Linked DNA regions of Homo sapiens: region 2 is linked to region 1. The links are chromatin contacts, found by Hi-C or POLR2A ChIA-PET in ENCODE. All regions are on one chromosome and are shown on one strand. The core of a region is the stretch at or near the end of the contact, and the rest is flanking DNA. Distances in the headings are between cores, read along the strand shown. Region 1 overlaps TMPRSS3 (transmembrane serine protease 3). Region 2 holds the start of COL18A1 (collagen type XVIII alpha 1 chain).

The links. A loop is a pair of places that touch in the nucleus more often than their neighbours do. ChIA-PET counts read pairs that join two places held with the same protein, here RNA polymerase II (POLR2A). Pooled maps may share reads with other maps.
Region 2: a loop to region 1 is called in a map of posterior vena cava, with 15 times the contacts of the local background. The contact joins the promoter of COL18A1 here to the enhancer-like site in region 1. A Hi-C loop is called at or near these places in 1 of 168 maps with a recorded cell type or tissue (posterior vena cava) and 1 of 50 pooled maps. POLR2A ChIA-PET finds 5 or more read pairs at or near these places in 1 of 52 experiments (activated T-cell).

What each region holds. Positions count from the first base shown.
Region 1 is chr21:42,383,886-42,386,512 of GRCh38, forward strand. TMPRSS3 (transmembrane serine protease 3) reads right to left here. Exons shown (of 13, transcript NM_001256317.3): 6 at 1,524-1,649; 7 at 85-128. Among named protein-coding and RNA genes, the nearest start is that of TMPRSS3, 11 kb to the right of the region's middle. Within about 2 kb of position 1,251, at least 3 of the 41 ENCODE cell types and tissues checked have a DNase peak (open chromatin) inside an H3K27ac peak, as active enhancers do.
Region 2 is chr21:45,403,882-45,406,508 of GRCh38, forward strand. It overlaps COL18A1 (collagen type XVIII alpha 1 chain), which reads left to right and starts at 1,284. Exons shown (of 42, transcript NM_001379500.1): 1 at 1,284-1,360; 2 at 1,498-1,592. The coding sequence starts at 1,350. BNAT1 (breast cancer associated ESR1 regulating natural antisense transcript 1) reads right to left here and starts at 2,481. Exons shown (of 2, transcript NR_183526.1): 1 at 2,286-2,481; 2 at 1-615. RefSeq lists an enhancer at 439-1,139.

The sequences.
Region 1 (2,627 bases), core at 1-2,500:
GGGGGGAGAGGACTCTGAGGGCAAGGAGATAGGACTTAGCATGTGCTTGCTCCCCCTGGACCCCTGCCTTTCTGGAACTCTTACCTGTGCACTGCAAGGTAACCACGTGGCCAGAGGCACATCCCTCCCTAAAGCGGAGAAAAAGTAGGCTCTGTGAAAAATGCCCCAGATCTGTGAAAGGAACACTCTTAAAAACTCAATCTTAGGGTAACAGAAAAATAAATTCTATTTCCCCCTCTTTGAATATAGATTACAATTTTAGTCTATGTTCAAAAAAAAAAAAAACCATGAGGATGAGGTCACACAATTCATTGTAAAACACTCAACTAACAGTGAAGTATTGTGTACACAACAGGCCGTTCTGTATTTCTAAGCTTTAGATAGCTAGTGATAAAGGATGTGTAAGGAGATATATTCTATCAACATGTCACGCTGTCATTGCATGGCGATTCAGCCCAATGTTCTCCACCTCCTGGCCCCTAGGGACACAAGAGTGCCCAAGGGACAGCGTGGCAAGCTCTCTAGGACTCCTTGTAGCCTGGGTTCACACATCTGGCAGAGGACTCCTTCCCCAGAGCAATAAAGTGTGATTGCCCCAAAATTGACACTCCTACCCCCACCCCCACACACAGGTGGAGACCAGGGTGTGTGCTTTTCTCATAGTGAAGGGAAAGGGATCCCAAAATCTTTGTAATGTTTTCTGCCTTTTGAGCCCCAGCTCATCATGCAAGAGAAAGCTAGTGTCACCAGACTGTGGATTTAGCACCCAACACATGAGCTGTCCCTCCAGACTGCAGGTGGGTCCCGGGGTGCTTATTCATCCCCGACGGACAGACCAACAAGCCTACTGTTCCCAGAGCAGAAAATGCACATCTTAGGGTTTGGGCCTAGATGTCAGGGAGAGAATATGGAATTGGATTCAGAACTCTTGGCTGTATCTGCTACACACCGTCTAACCTGGGGCAAGGCATGTGGTCCCTGTAAGTTTCAGTTACCTGGTGGTTATTTAAGAACACCTGGTTTTACCTTCCCCATGAGTTGTTGGGGAAAACATGTAAAATAAATAATGAATGCTAAAATACTTCGTAAACAAAGAAGGATAAATTTCTATCTTAATTTCTGTTTTTCTTCCTTTTACCCTCCCTCTCTTCCTCCCTCCCTCCCTTCCTTCCTCCCTCCCTCCCTCCCTTCCTCTTTTCCTCCCCACCCCCCTTCTTGCTTGCCTGCTTTCATTCCCCAGACACACCCAGAGTGCCTGTCACATGACAGTACATTGGTCACACTCACAGCATTGTTACCCTTCTACTCTATTTCCTTCCCTTTCTTTATTGGGCCATACTCCCTCAGGTTCTCACACCCCCAGCCTGGCGCATCCACCAGTCTCATCAAGGTGGCCAACTCCCACCTTCCATCTGAGATAACACATGCATGCCTCTTAAGTCCTTGTGGAGTTGTGCATAGCATCACAAATCCAGCAGGTGACTCGATACCTGTGCAGACAACAGCATCGCCTGACCACCTACCTCACATATACTGAGTGGTGTAATGCAGTCACCTTGTCATCTGGCAAGAGGTGATCGATGGACACAAACTCCTCCCGGAACTGCCCCTCCAGCGAGCTCACTCTGAGGTTATCTGAACTCACATAGCTGCAAGCACATTGGAAAGACAGACCCGACGTGGTAACTTTACACTTTGAAGCATTCAACCGATGTGCGAGTCACAATATTACAGGGATTGTACATGGGGGATGTCATTTTGTCCCCCCAAACCCATCAAAGGCTTCCTTTGCCAAGAGAATGAAGTTCACTCACCCTGGCAAGGCATTCAGTCCAGGCCTGCTGTGTTCTGGGATGACCCCCGCTTCTGGCCTGTACCTGACAGCCCCGTCCACCCACCCTGGGCTGCAGCCACACAGTGAGTGACCATCTCCTATGTCCTTGGTTGAGTCACTCTTTGCGCATTCCAGTGAAATGCCTTTTGCTTGGCCTGAAGCAAGTCCAGAGGGGAGGTGAGCACAAAACTAGGTGCAGTATTGTCGGGGGGCACCCAAGCAGGGACACCAAGTTCTCCAAGAACAGTGAGTTGGAGGAACAGGAGAGACATCCCTCACCTGCCCAGGACCAGCGCAGAGCCCCACTGGAAAGAGATGAACACAAACAAGAAAGCGATTCCACGAACACCAGAGCCCAGCTCATTTTTACAGTGCCAGGACACAGGTCTTCTGGAGAACAGTGGTGAAAGTGATGCAACTTTTTAAAGAAGAATCACATGTTTGGAGAGTCACAAGATGGAAGATGGTGAATAAACAGCCATGTTCTCCTTCCCTTGTGAAATGAACAAAACACAGTACAGTAGGCTTGTTTTCATAGTGAACACACCAGCTTATCAACAGGATTTCTTCAGCTTACTGTAAATGCTATGGGGGTGTGTATGTAGAATACAAAGTTCAGTCAACTTTGAGTTTTGAGGAAAATGTAATCAAGGCGGCGGGCACGACCTTCGCAGCCCTTCCAGGGATTGCTCAATGCACGGATTCCGCTGGCACTGGCATGAAAGAGCCGATGGTTGCTGGGATGGCTTGGCCCCAGTGCAGGTGGCGGGGCTTGTGCCAGGCAAGGGGACCC
Region 2 (2,627 bases), core at 34-2,533, 3.0 Mb after region 1:
CACCGCAAGCACTCAGGGAAGGACTCCAGGTTTGAAGGCAGATGCTGGTCGGGACCCGACCAGGTGGCTGGGCGGGAAGAGGTGAGATCGGGCAGGATTGGGCCTGGGAAGGCTGAGGCAGGCAGGGATGATGCCAGCAGAGGAGAATCCCAAGCAGGCCCCGCGGCTGCGGCTGGAGAGCTCCAGGGGCGGAGAGGAGGTGGGAGGCAGCAGTCAGGTTGGGAGGACCCTGGCAAGCAAGCCCAGAGAGGAGGGCCGGGAGGGCCGGGCACTAGAAGTGTGAAGTCACTGCTGCCTCCTGGGGCTGCTTCAGAGGATGGGTGGGGCCACGTGTGGGGAGATCAGGGAGACTGGAGACTACGCTGTTTGGTCCAGGCATAGGAGATGAGCCCTGGCCGGGAAGGGACAGTGTGGATGGGCCAGGCGGAATCAGAGGGTTTCAGAGAAAGCCGTCAAGCCAGTGCCATGAGTTTCGCGCACACGAGGAGGGAGCAGGCTGGGGGGTGTTGCTGGTGTGAGGGCTCTCTGGTTGCAGGGAGCGGTCCGGTCGGGTGGGGGCACAGCTGCCAGGAGGAAAGCGCCCAGGGCCTGCAGGTGGGGCTCAGGATGCTGGCCCTGAAGAAATAGAAACAGGGTTTTCACCTGGGAGGGAGGAGGAGCCTGGGAACTGGGGAGGAAGAGGCTCTGCTGGGCCGCGCCCTGGGAACAGGGGGACCTGGGGACAGATCTGGCCCTCGCACGCCCCTCCTGTCTCGCGTCCGTCCCTCCGTGCAGCCGGGGCAGGACCCTGCAGGGGCCTTGCGGGCCGGAGGTGCCGGCTTCCTCCTCCGTCCCGTCCCCCCCGCGGTGACTCTATTCAAATCTCCCCCCTTCCCGCTGCCCCACCGGACTCAGGGGCTGGGGTCGTAGCCCGGCGGGCAGCGGTGTTCACCTTCCGCATAAACCTGGGCTTCCTCGCGGGGCAGCCCCCGGGCCCTGTGCTGGGTCGCAGCCTCGGGCGGTTCCCTCGGGGCGGGACGTGTCCCCGTCCGTCCTCGCCCGTCCCCGCCGCCCCCGGGTCCCGGCCCGCCCCGTCCTCGCAGCCGCAGGTCCGCTGCGGCGCCCGCCCCCCTCTCCCCTCCCCGGGCCTTGCCCTGCTCGTCGCTCCGCCCCCTGCCCGGCCCCTGCCCGGCCCCGCCCCGCGCCCGCCCCCTGCCCGCGCCCGCCCCGCCCCCTGCCCGGCCCCTGCCCGGCCCCTGCCCGCCCCCTGCCCGGCCTCCCAGCGGCGGCGGCTGCAGCGCGGCGGTCCGAGCGGGTGCACCGCGGCGGAGGAGGCAGCATCCCGCGGCGCTGACGGTCCTGGGGAGAGCATGGCGCCGAGGTGAGGCCGGGGCTGCGGGCAGGGGTTGGGGGACGCCAAGATGCGGCTGCGGGGGTCGCGGGGGTCGCGGGGCTCGGCCGGGTCCTGCGGGGGTCGCGGGGGTCCTGCGGGGTCTGACCCGTGCCTGTCCCGCGCAGGTGCCCCTGGCCATGGCCGCGGCGGCGGCGCCTCCTGGACGTGCTCGCGCCCCTGGTCCTGCTGCTCGGGGTCCGCGCGGCCTCCGCGGAGCCAGGTAAGACCCGGGCGGGACGGGAAGGTTCGCGCCGGTGCCCGCCGGCCTCGCCGCCCTGGCTGGGGTCCCCGCCCGGCTCCCTCACCCCCGCCCCGGCCGCTCTGGGTTCAGCCCCGGCCCTGCCCACGCGCGCAGGAGGCGCCGGAGCCGGACGGAGCGGGGCGGGGTGGCCGGAGTCCCGCCCATTCATTCTCCCCGCGGGGTCCGGGCCGGGAGGGGTGCGCGGTGCGAGCGGCCGGAGTCCCCGCGCGGGGACCGAACCTCCGCGGCCGGCGGGGTCGTCGGTGCCGGGAGGGCTCGGGGCGGGGCCGCGGGGTCTCGGGAGACGCGGCCTCTGTCGCCGTCACGGCCTCGTCCCCGCAGCGCCGGGTCCCGGGACTGACCGCGGGCGGAAGGCGGCGGAGCGCGGGGCGTCGTCTCCGCGTTTCCAACCTGTTGAGGCTCCTCGCCGCGGGCCGGGCCTTGTGCGCCTCTGTCCCCGCCGCCCTCAGGCCTCTGTCCCCGCGCCCGCCGTGGTGTCGGGTTGCGCGGTCCCCTTTGATGCCAACCGAGCGCCGCGCGGTCCGAGAACAATGCCCAGAAGCCGCTGCCCCGCCGGCCTCGCCGCTTCCCGTGCGCGGCAAACGGTGCGCGGGGCCCGTGGGGACCTTCCTGCCTCCAACCCCGGGACCCAGTTCCCCACCACCTGCTAACCGGGGCCTCCTGCCTCCAGCCAGCCCAGCAGAGGCCCGGGGGAGGCGGCGGGGACGCGGACCCCAGGGGAGCCCCGCCCAAAGGGCCTGGGTGCCTTGTCGCGGGTGGAATCCCACCCGGGGGTCCACGCAGCCAGCGCCTGCCTCCGACTCGACTCCACACCTGCTTGCTACAGCGGGTGAGGAAGCAGGAAAGGGGGAGGGAGGGATGTCGTCTGGATTCCTGTAATAATTTGTTTCATTGTTTCCAATCGACTTAGTCACCAGGTTAAATAGTAGCATAGACCTTTCAAAAAAGTAGCTAGCTTATAAGTAGATGTATTGAAAACACCTGCTTGTTGAG